2 separate regions of the Homo sapiens genome follow, and region 1 is linked to region 2. Evidence: read pairs that join two places in POLR2A ChIA-PET (ENCODE). Cell type or tissue: PC-3. All regions are shown on one strand. Links, peaks and the distances in the headings refer to the core of each region. The heading gives the core; the rest is flanking DNA.

Region 1 (5,378 bases), core at 155-5,154, 220 kb before region 2:
GGAGGAGAAAAGAGGCTTTGTCAGGAGCAGATGTGCACTGGGAGGCCCCAGGAAAGCAGATCTGTTGAATGAAGCAGGTGCCACTTAGACATTCACTTCACTGACTCCAACCACAACCTCCCCTTCATTTGATATCCTGCTCTTGGCAGAAGGATGGAGAAAGAGCATCGCACAAAGAGGAAGCATGTTTATCCTGTTCAGATTACTGCTTCTGCCAGGCTGCTGCTGCTGTTGGGTTCTGCACATTTGCTCTTTATTAAGCAAATGTCAGAGCTGGGTGCTGGCAAGTGAATCCCTGTATTTACACAGGTAACCTGAGAGCCAGAGGGCCCCAAACCATCCTGGCTGCGAGGGACAAGCTATTAGAGTTAATAACAGTGCACTGGCATTCCTTCAAAATCCTAATGGAAGCATAAATAAAAAGAGGAAAGTCCCCTTTACCCAAGAACCTGAAAAACTTTATAAGAATTTTTCCTGTTCTAATATTGTGATTCCTGTGTGAACAGTGATTAATGCCCTTTTTACATGCTCAATTAAAACCCACTTTGCCATCCATGTATTGAATAGAAATGACTCCAATTAAACTTGTCCAATTATGGCTCTGGATTTGGTATGCCAGAAAAAAAAATCCCTTTACAGAATAGCGCTCACAATGACAGGCACAAGATTCAGTCTTGGTTTATAAGGAGCTGGAATAATCTAAGACCAAAATCTGCCTTTACATACAAAGACTCCGAAAGATCTGCGGACCTAAAGGGAAGGAGAATGAGACAAAGAAGCATGTAACTTGGCCTTGAGGACACCGTGGATGGAGAGGAGACCACAGTCAGTGGTGTCCATCTGCCAGATGGCAGGGACCTTGGGAATCTGTCCGGAAGCCCTGACCTGAGTTGTCTGCTCGGAATGTCCCTGGCTCAGATTGGTGTTCTGTTCATAGGATGGTGTGCTGGCTCATTGAGTTTCCCCAAGCTGAGAATACCCAACACAGGCAGACCAAAGAGTAAATGAATTTGCATCTATTGAAGTACAGAAAAACAAAAAAAAGAGGACATGAAGGTATGCCAAAGGGACTTGATTCCTTTGGGGCCCTGACATGTCGACTAGAGGTATCCAGTCTTTCACATGAAAAGTATCTAAAAGCTACATCTGAAGGACATGGTCATGGCTTAGATGAGCACTAAGAATAAAGAATGACAGCTACTGGCCTATCATCTCATTGTAAAGGCCCTCTGTGTCTACTTTTGATCTGCAGTCTTTAAGCCTTCAAATAGCAGAGCTTAGGTTAGCAATTCCTGGCATATAAACGATGAATGCCCGAGGCCACCCCAGGTTATAATGGTAGAGAGAGAATGACACATCCCCTCTGGATGTGCAGACTACACAAGGAACCTAAACCCGCAAAGAGGGACAGGAGATACTCTCATGAGGCAGTGCTGGTCTTTCTGAAGGTGTCCACAGCTCAGCATCTCTGCAGGAGGCAAAGAAAAGCACCAAAGAACCCTGGCAACTGGAAATCCCTCCAGCTACGGGGGGTATGCCTGAGGAGTGACAGAAAAGGCCTGGTAATTCTAGAGAAGAGAATCTCAGTATGCCTGAGGGATATGATGGGACTTCCACCAGGAACACAGGCTTCCCGAAGTAGGGATCCTTGTGGGAGATTCACTACCACCTCTCTGCGAATGAAGACTCACTGGCCCTGGCCCTAAGCATATGTGCCAGAAGTACTAAGAGTGAACCTCTGAAGGTTACTTCCCTTCCCATTCGGTGTGAGTGATTAATCATTATAATGGTAATAATCATAACAGCAGTTGTAGCAGTGGTAGTCAACAGTTACTGCATGCCTCCAATGCCCCAGCCAGTAAAGAGAGTAGGACTATAGTCTCTGCTACCCCGCAAATTAGTGCCATCAACACATCTCCCAGGATGGGGGAGATTGGGGAGTCAGGAAACTGCCACCTCTTTCCAAGAGCTATTTTGGAAGGCACTTTGGACTTCAGGAGGTCATTATGAAGACAGAGGAGGAGGACACGTTTGAGAAGTGAAGAATCACCACTGAGCTGTCCCTTCCCCTCCTCAACACCATGAAAAGGTTGGGTGAGAAACACACATGGGGCAGAGAACTGTACCCCTCTTTGAGTGTCTAGAATCAAGAGCCCCAGTGAACAGCTCTGTGCTCCCATTTTTCAGCAGCAGCTCTGTTTCACTGTGAAATCTGGAATTCATGCAATAGTCATGGCTCCTGTCAGCTTTGTGACCCGTCAGGCTTCAGATATTTGATCTTTTGGCGGGCTACTATAAATCCATTACAGCACCTGGCTGCAGATACCTGTAGCCTAGAAGAGAAACTTGCACTTGTGAGGAATCCAAGTGGAAATATGCACATGGCCTGAGTCATGAATAAACTCACTAGGAAGTGAGTCTTGATGTCACCACTGTCTCCGGTCTCAGGTTTTCCTGCTTGGACTCTGCAGTGCATAAAAATAGATCAGTTCTCCTCGCAACCCTCCCACCCTGCTGTTTACTGGCTGCGGATTACTGCAGTCACATGGGTAGATTTTTTTTTTTTTTTTAAAAGCAAAGCCATGCTGTTTATGAGCTGAGAAGGTCACTGGAAGACAAAGCTCATGAAGTATTTGTGTTGTCCTCCCCTGTACAGAGAGGGTACAACTTGCCAGGAGACCACAGTGTTATTGATATAGCCCTTAGATCAGCACCACCCAATAGAACTGTCTTCAGTGATAGACATGTTCTGTATCTACACAGTCCATTAAAGTGGCTACTAGGTACATGTGCCTGTTTACATTTAAATGTGAATAAATTATAATTAAATTAAAAATTCAGTATCTCAGGGCGTATGTGGCTATTCAGCACTTGAAATATGATTGTGACTAATAACTACCTTTTACATTTTATTTCATTTTAATCAACTTGCATTTAAATTCAAATAGCCACATGTAGCTAACAGCTATCATACTGGACAGTACAGATTTAGATGTTAGGTTTTGGTATCATGTTTTTATTTGCCTCTGCTAAGATTTACCGTGAGTCTTTGACTTCTAAAGTGAGTAAAACATAGCTGCCACCATTCTTTAAAATAATCCTGCAAAGGAGTCACCACACCAAGTACTAGCATAACCAGATGAATAATAAAGGCCATGATTTTCATTTGTATTATGCCTTCTTTACTTCCTAGGTAGGCTAAGCTGGCAAGAGGGAGTGAAGGGGAAGAAGGGAGTTTCATTGGGCAGTAGAAAGAGTACTGGAGATCTGGTATGATTTCCAGTCTTACTATTTAAGAGCTGACAGATCCTGGGCAAGTCCCGGTTTTAGCTGCTTCTGAACAGGGCTCAGAAGATCTATTCTACTCAGTTTACTGGGTGAAGGTAGAATAATGCAGACACTGCTTAGCCATTTGCAAGAAGATGATGGTGGCAGTGGTGGTGGTTGTAGCAGTAGTAAAAAAACAAAATGAAAGAATGGACAATGAAAGGAAAAAGATGAAGACCCTAAATAATTATGCTCAATGTGTATAGCCAAAAGGCAAAATTACAGCCGACTGAAATGGTTATTTTCCTGGTATGACATCTACCAACATGCTTCCCAGAATGAAAACGATTCATCTTAGAGAAAAGTTAGCTGACTTAAATGGGAAAGTCCCTGTCTGCAAAGAAAGCCTATTTCCCAGGGGGGCGTGTGGAAGACACTAAGAGACACTGCTGTCCCAAGGTGCTGCACCACATACAGTTCCCAGGAAAAGCCGCCGGCTCCCAGCTCAGCTGGAGCCACAGGCAACGCTGCATACTCCCCTCACTCCTCTTCATTTTGATCCACAGCTCACAGCTCTCCTTATATTACAAGAAGGAATCTTTTCAGGTCTAGGACTATCCCCTCCTCCCCCTCTATTTAAAAAAGGCCTGTGATTCCAAAGGAGAAACAGTTGTAATACACATGAATCTTCATTTGCTTTTTCTTACAGAACAGGCGATGCCTCAGCGCAGTCTGAGACCAGCACTCTAGTGTCTTCATTTTCTCTCAAGGCACTCTATCAACAAGGGAGTGGGTGGAAAAGACCATTTACCTTACAGGAGGGCAGCCTAAAAATCCACAGCTACCAGCTGTGCTGCTCTTTGGGGACCTTGAAGATGAGAGGCTTGTATCCTGGGACTCACAGCTCACACAAAAAACAGTTGCTTAGGGGCTGCCTGCTTCAAGTCCTGAGGCACTGAGCTTACCATCTTTGGATAAAAGCTACAAATAGTATCACAGTGTCATAGAACACAACAGCACTTTTAAGGCTATTATGCTTATGGTGACTGAAAACGCACTCTTACACTAAGACTATTTAATACATTCATTTATTTAAACTTTAAAATAATGAGGCAAAAAGTGATTTAGTACACACTGGAATAGCACATCAGCAACCTTTTTGGGGAGAAACAATAATACAGTTCCTAAATTAACATTTACATCTCAGTGGACTCTTGTGAGAACAAGCCCATATACTGATGTGTCCAGGGAACAAGGAACACAGAAAAAGGTGGAAGGAGATGTGTTTTACAGTCTAACATGTGGAGGATTGGCATCATCCCTCTCATTTTTAAAGAGTTGGAACAGTGGGACATGCAGTAAGTAAAAATGGATGATGGTGGTGACAAAAAGGAAAAAATGGCAAAAGCTACCTTTCATGATAGAGTTGAAATACAATGCATCTGTTGAGATTTGAAGACACATTGTGCCATTTTAGGAGTAAAAAGGCCACACTCATGACCGCAAACTATGTGCAGAAGAGAACAGCAGCCCTAGACAAAGGCAAGTGATAGAGCCTTTAAACAATGTCACCTTGTATTTTCTTCAGTCAAGGTTACAGAAAGGGCTTCTAATCTAGTCCCATTTTTACAGCATCCACCTCTGCAACATACATCTTCATCTGCGAAAGGCAAGCATTCGGATCCGTCTTAAAGACAGGAAAGCAGCGTCTACATAGTACTGTGCACTCCAACATATGTGAGGAATGATGGAGAAGAAATTGATGCTGACAGCTAAAGAATTTTATATTTATGATGCATCCCTGTGCCAGGCACTATGCTAAGAACTTGACAGGAATCATCTTGTTTAATGCTCACAACTTCCTTCTGAGTACAGAACTATCATTATCCTAATTTTTACAGTTAAGGCTTAGAGAGGTTAATTTGCTTGCCTAAGATTACAGAGCTTGTTAGAGGTTCAGCTTTTAGGGTCTCCAGCTCTGCGGGACCTCCCCTCTCCATTGCTCCTCCTTTTACTCTCAGTGCTATACCAGGTATCTACAAAGTTAAATGATCCTCACCACCACCTTCTGTAGCAGAGGTTCTTAACCTTTTTTTGTGGGCTGGAGATGA
Region 2 (5,362 bases), core at 363-5,362:
ACCCTCTGGCCTCAGCCTCCTGAGTAGCTGGGACTATAGGCGAGCACCACTGTGCTTGGCTTATGTACAAGATGTTGTGTGACCGTGTGTTCAGTTCTCTGGGCGTGTACCTGGGAGTAGAATTGCTGAGCTGTATGGTAACTCTACTTAGTTCTGAGTGGCTGCCAAACTGTCTTCCACAGCGGCTCCATTTTATATCCCCACCAGCAACGCATGAGGGTTGCAATTTTTCCCACCCTCGCTGACACTTGTCACTGTCTCTTTGGATTCTATCATCAGATTTGTAATGGAAAATTCCCCATCCACATGTGACTGCCATGTCCTCCTTCCTCCTCTGTGGACATTTTTTCTATTCCTGCAGTCACCGTTCCCTTCTCTCCCACTTTCTAACCATCAAGCCCCATATCCATCCTCACCCTTGCATAGAGCCTTCCTCATAAAAAGCCCCCATAGCTTCACAGCAAGGCCTTCACTTCAGCTGTTGCCTCCTCCAGGTAGCCCTCATGACCTGTATGTGGACGTACCTATCACTGCTTATATTTGTCCCTGCCCAAATCTCATGTGGAATTGTAATCCCCAGTGTTGGAGGTGCGGCCTGGTGGAGGTGTTTGGGTCATGGGGATGGATCCTGCATGGATTGGTGCTGTTCTCGAGATAGTGAGTTCTTTCCAGATCTAGTTGTTTAAAAGTATGTGGCACTGGCTGGGCGCGGTGGCTCACGCCTGTAATCGCAGCACTTTGGGAGGCTGAGGTGGGCGGATCACGAGGTCAGGAGATCGAGACCATCCTGGCTAACACGGTGAAACCCCGTCTCTACTAAAAATGCAAAAACATTAGCCGGGCGTGGTGGCGGGCGCCTGTAGTCCCAGCTACTCGGGAGGCTGAGGCAGGAGAATGGCGTGAACCCGGGAGGCAGAGCTTGCAGTGAGCCGAGATGGCGCCACTGCACTCCAGCCTGGGCGACAGAGCGAGACTTCCTCTCAAAAAAAAAAAAAAAAAAAAAAGTATGTGGCACCTCCCCACACTCCTCTCTCTTTTGCTCCTGCTCTAGGCATGTGGTGTGCCTGCACCCTTTTGCCAAAAGTAAAAGCTCCTGAAGGCCTCCCCAGAAGCCCAGCAGATGCTGGTGTCATGCTTGTACAGCCTGCAGAACTGTGAGCCAATTAAACCTCTTTTCTTTATCAATTACCCAGGCTCAGGTTGTTTTTTGTTTTGTTTTGTTTTTGAGACAGAGTCTTACTCTGTTGCCCAGGCTGGAGTGCAGTGGTGCGATCTCATCTCACTGCAACCTCTCCCTCCCTGGTTCAAGCGATTCTCCTGACTCAGCCTCTTGAGTAGCTGGGACTACAGACACACACCACCATGCCTGGCTAATTTTTGTATTTTTGGTAGAGATGGGGTTTCACCAAGTTGGCCAGGCTGGTCTCAAACTCCTGGCTTCAAGTGATCCGCCTGCCTTGGCCTCAGGTATTTCTTTTTTTTTTTTTTTTTTTGAGATAGACTCTCGCTCTGTCACCAAGGCTGGAGTGCAGTGGCGCCATCTTGGCTCACTGCATGCTCTGCCTCCCAGGTTCACGCCATTCTCCTGCCTCAGCCTCCCAAGTAGCTGGGATTACAGGCGCCCACCACCACGCCCGGCTAATTTTTGTATTTTTAGTAGAGACGGGGTTTCACCATGTTAGCCAGGATGGTCTCTACCTCCTGACCTTGTGACCCGCCCGCCTTGGCCTCCCAAAGTGCTGGGATTACAGGCGTGAGCCACCGCTCCCGGCCAACCTCAGGTATTTCTTTATAGCAATGCAAAATGACCTAATACACTGTGCCTTTCACAAGCTCCTCTTTGAATCTTTAAAAGCAGCAAGAATCAGGATTCTTGCCAATTTGAGTTTAGGGGAAGTAAAAACAGCAGGGTTCAAGTATATATTTTATCATCAGATATCCTCCGGATGTCCTCCAGAGGTCTTAATCCCACCCTCCTCTTAATCACCTTCATAAATTGCATCATGAATGTACTTTATCAAAGTTGAAATAGAAACTTAGTTGCCCTCTGTTAATCTGGGTAGTAGCCTTCTTGACCAGACTGGAAGCTCCTTGAGGGTAAGTGTATTTGTCTGTTCTCATGCTGCTGATAAAGACACACCCAAGACTAGGTAACTTATAAAGAAAAAGAGGTTTAACAGACTCACAGTTCCACGTGGCTGGGGAGGCCTCACAATCACAGTGGAAGGTGAAAGGCACATCTCCCACGGCCACAGCAGCAGACAAAACAGAATGAGAGCCAAGTGAAAGGGGAAACCCCTTATAAAACCATCAGATCTCGTGAGACTTATTCACTACCATGAGAACAGTATGGGGAAAACTGCCGCCGTGATTCAATTATCTCCCACAAAACCCTCCCACAACACGTGGAAATTACAGGAGCTACAATTCAATATGAGATTTGGCCGGGGACACAGCCAAATCTTATCAGTAGGGATTCTGTCTTGCTGTCTTTGTGCCAAGCACAGTAGATGCTCAATTAATGTATTGAAATAGCTTTTGTTGAAAAAAGTTTTTAGCGTTTCACCAAAATAAAAAAAAAATTCTCAAAAAGTAAAATGCATCATAACCTTTATATAGCGTGTGTGTAATGTTTATGACTTTATGTATATGTGGTAACACTAGAGCATGGCTATTAGAACCCAAAATTTCTTATGGCTTCTCTCAGAACCCCAGGGGTCCAGTGAGCACAATACTGAGACAGCCTCAGGCAGTCTGCTAAACTGGGGTGAGCCTTGAGTCACGGTGCCCCGGCCAATCAGACCAGTGCTTCCCCCATCCCAGCACTCACAGTCCTGGCTCATCATTTCATCATCTCAAAAGAAAAGAGCATGACCACTTTCAGACCTTGTTAGCCTGTAAATGCCTGTATCTGTGCTACAGATGAGCAGCATTTCAAGTCGTCTGGAGTAAAGTCTGTGCTGCTGGCAATAGCTGTGTTATCCTGACTTTTCTTCCCCAAGCCCTGTTCTCTGTAACAGAGACGTGTTGTGAAATGCTGTCACTTGCTTCTCCCTTTCCCTTGGGAGCACCCGGCCAATGGAAGCCTTGCAGGTGCGGGCAGTCAGGGATCAAAAGGAAGCTTTGCAGCTGCCTTCTCCCCAAACTTCCAATAACCAGCTACTCAAATACACGCTCCTGAACCCAGGTGAGGCAGGAAAGGACATTACACATCCCACAGGTTCGGATTCCACTAAGCCTTTTAGCTTCTGGGTAGGCAGCATTAACTGGAGCGGCAGCTCTCTACCTGTGTGGCTGGGCAGCACCAGCATAACCTGCCAGCGTACCAGAAACGCAAATCCCTGAGCCCCATCCTTCCTGCGAGGGTAGGGCCCAGCAATCTGCACTTGGCCAAGTGTTCTAGGTGACCGAGAGGCACACTCAAGTGTGAGAACTGCTGAACTGGAGTTAGTGAGTTCAGCAGTCCTTAACAGGGTGGGAAGGTGCTCCCCGTCTCCAAAACCAGAAAACACAGCAGAGGAGACCTCCCTTCAGATTCACCCAAGTGAGGGCTCCTCTGGCAACTGGCCAAGGGCTTCTATGGAAACTGCACAGATGGTGCAGGTAAACAGTATTGTTCCCAACAGGCTCACGTGGGTCATGGGCACCCCACTTCTCTAGCACAGAGATTCATGGAGCTTCCTTTTTTTCTCTGATGTGTATGAAATCCTGAGTCCTGAGTTGCAGCTTCCCTTAGCAAACCTCATGAATCCTTGCGATCCTCACAAGGCCACCTGGAGCATAATTATAATTCCAACAAACTAGAACATCCCCGGAGGTGCTGCCTACAGTGTGTCAGCTTTGGGCTCAGAACCATGAATGGAGACAACGGTGCAGGGGCTGAGGAGGGGCAGGAAGAGCCAGGAAGACAGAGCAGGAGGCAAGGATGGAGTGCTCAGGGAGTCAAAGACGGCGTCCGCACTTGCAAAACGCTGGCTTTCACATCTGGAGAATTTAGGCCTCTGGGCCGAGGAGAAAGAACTATAGTTTCACCTCTTAGGCGTCTCCTTACAGGGCTAGGGAGATCTAGAATATCAGCCGAATGCCCAGGGCAAGTAAGTGCCTGGCACCAATTCTATAACTCGGGGCCAGCCAAGTTTTAACAAAGTAGGCAGAAGGTGGGACGAAATAGAGTGTGGAGGGAAGGAGGGAGAAGAGTCAGGTGAAATATGGAAAAAAGAGGGATGGCCAGGTGCGATGGCTTTCACCTGTAATAAAACACTTTAGGAGGCTGAGGCAGGTGCAGTGGCTCATGCCTGTAATCCCAGCACTTTGGGAGACTGAGGCGGGTGCAGTGGCTCACGCCTATAATCCCATCACTTTGGGAGACCGAGGCGGGCAGATCACCTGAGGTCAGGAGTTTAAGACCAGCCTGGCCAACACGGTGAAACCCCATCTCTACTAAAAATAAAAAAATTAGCCTGGGCTGGTGGCGTGCGCCTATAATCCCAGCTACTTGGGAGCCTGAGGCAGGAGAATCGCTTGAAACCGGGAGGCAGAGGTTGCAGTGAACTGAGATTTCGCCACTGCACTCCAGCCTGGGCAACAGAGTGAGACTCCGTCTTAAAAGAAAAAAGAAAGGGATGGGCAGATTTGCCCCCTTTGCCCTGCATCCAGCCATTTCACACTGTCAGCCACTTCTCACCATCTGCTTGCAAGACTGGCAGGGTCAGAGCATTCGTGACCATCTTAGCATCCGTGGAGCCTGTGGCTAATTCAAATCAAACAGAGTCAGACTGCTGAGAAGAAAATTATAGAAACAAAGTATTTATTATTTTCCATTAAAAAAAAAAAAGGAAATGGTGCCCAAGAGAGGAATGTTCCTAAGGAAACCCAGTGTTTCTTGCCGTGTCTTCTCTAAATGACAAACGCTCTTTGGCAAAAGAAAACAATTAATGCAACTAGAACTGCCTTCTGAGAGCAAAGTTTAATCCTGACCCAGAATTATAATAATTTCTGAAAGTTCTATTAATTTCAGCACACTGTGTAGGAATTACTCAGGCTTTTCCCATCCTATAGCTCCTAAAAAACCAAAGTGGCTAACCATATCTGGCATAACAGAGGAAGTAAGGTGCATTTCCTGATCTTCCACCATCACAGAAAAGCACACTTAATTTGCATCTCAAGTCGTCTGGAGTAAAGTCTATGTTGCTGGCAACAGTTGTGTTATCCTGACTTCTCTTCCCCAGGTCCTGTTGTCTGTAACAGAGATGTGTTGTGAAATGCTGTCACTTGCTTCTCCCTTTCTTTCCTTTGGGAGCACCCGGCCAATGGAAGCCTCGCAGATGCAGGCAGTCAGCGACGTTGTGGGCGATGTAGTAGA

Evidence for each region. ChIA-PET counts read pairs that join two places held together with the same protein. Peaks named below come from ENCODE experiments on the same cell type or tissue, not always from the same donor. Only the 100,000 strongest peaks of a DNase experiment are listed, where the experiment ranks them.
Region 1: POLR2A ChIA-PET joins it to region 2 with 6 read pairs; 2 of 35 experiments call an interaction of 5 or more read pairs at or near these places.

The regions. Positions count from the first base shown.
Region 1 is chr7:129,736,734-129,742,111 of GRCh38, reverse strand. The region is part of intron 10 of NRF1 (nuclear respiratory factor 1); the gene reads right to left. Among named protein-coding and RNA genes, the nearest start is that of MIR182, 31 kb to the left of the region's middle. In PC-3, for the core only: no CTCF peak of the experiment used is centred there; a DNase peak (open chromatin) is centred at 2,401; H3K27ac peaks cover 1,641 bases.
Region 2 is chr7:129,512,347-129,517,708 of GRCh38, reverse strand. It overlaps SMKR1 (small lysine rich protein 1), which reads right to left. Exons shown (of 2, transcript NM_001195243.2): 2 at 4,791-5,362. The coding sequence ends at 5,268. Among named protein-coding and RNA genes, the nearest start is that of SMKR1, 12 kb to the right of the region's middle. In PC-3, for the core only: no CTCF peak of the experiment used is centred there; no DNase peak of the experiment used is centred there.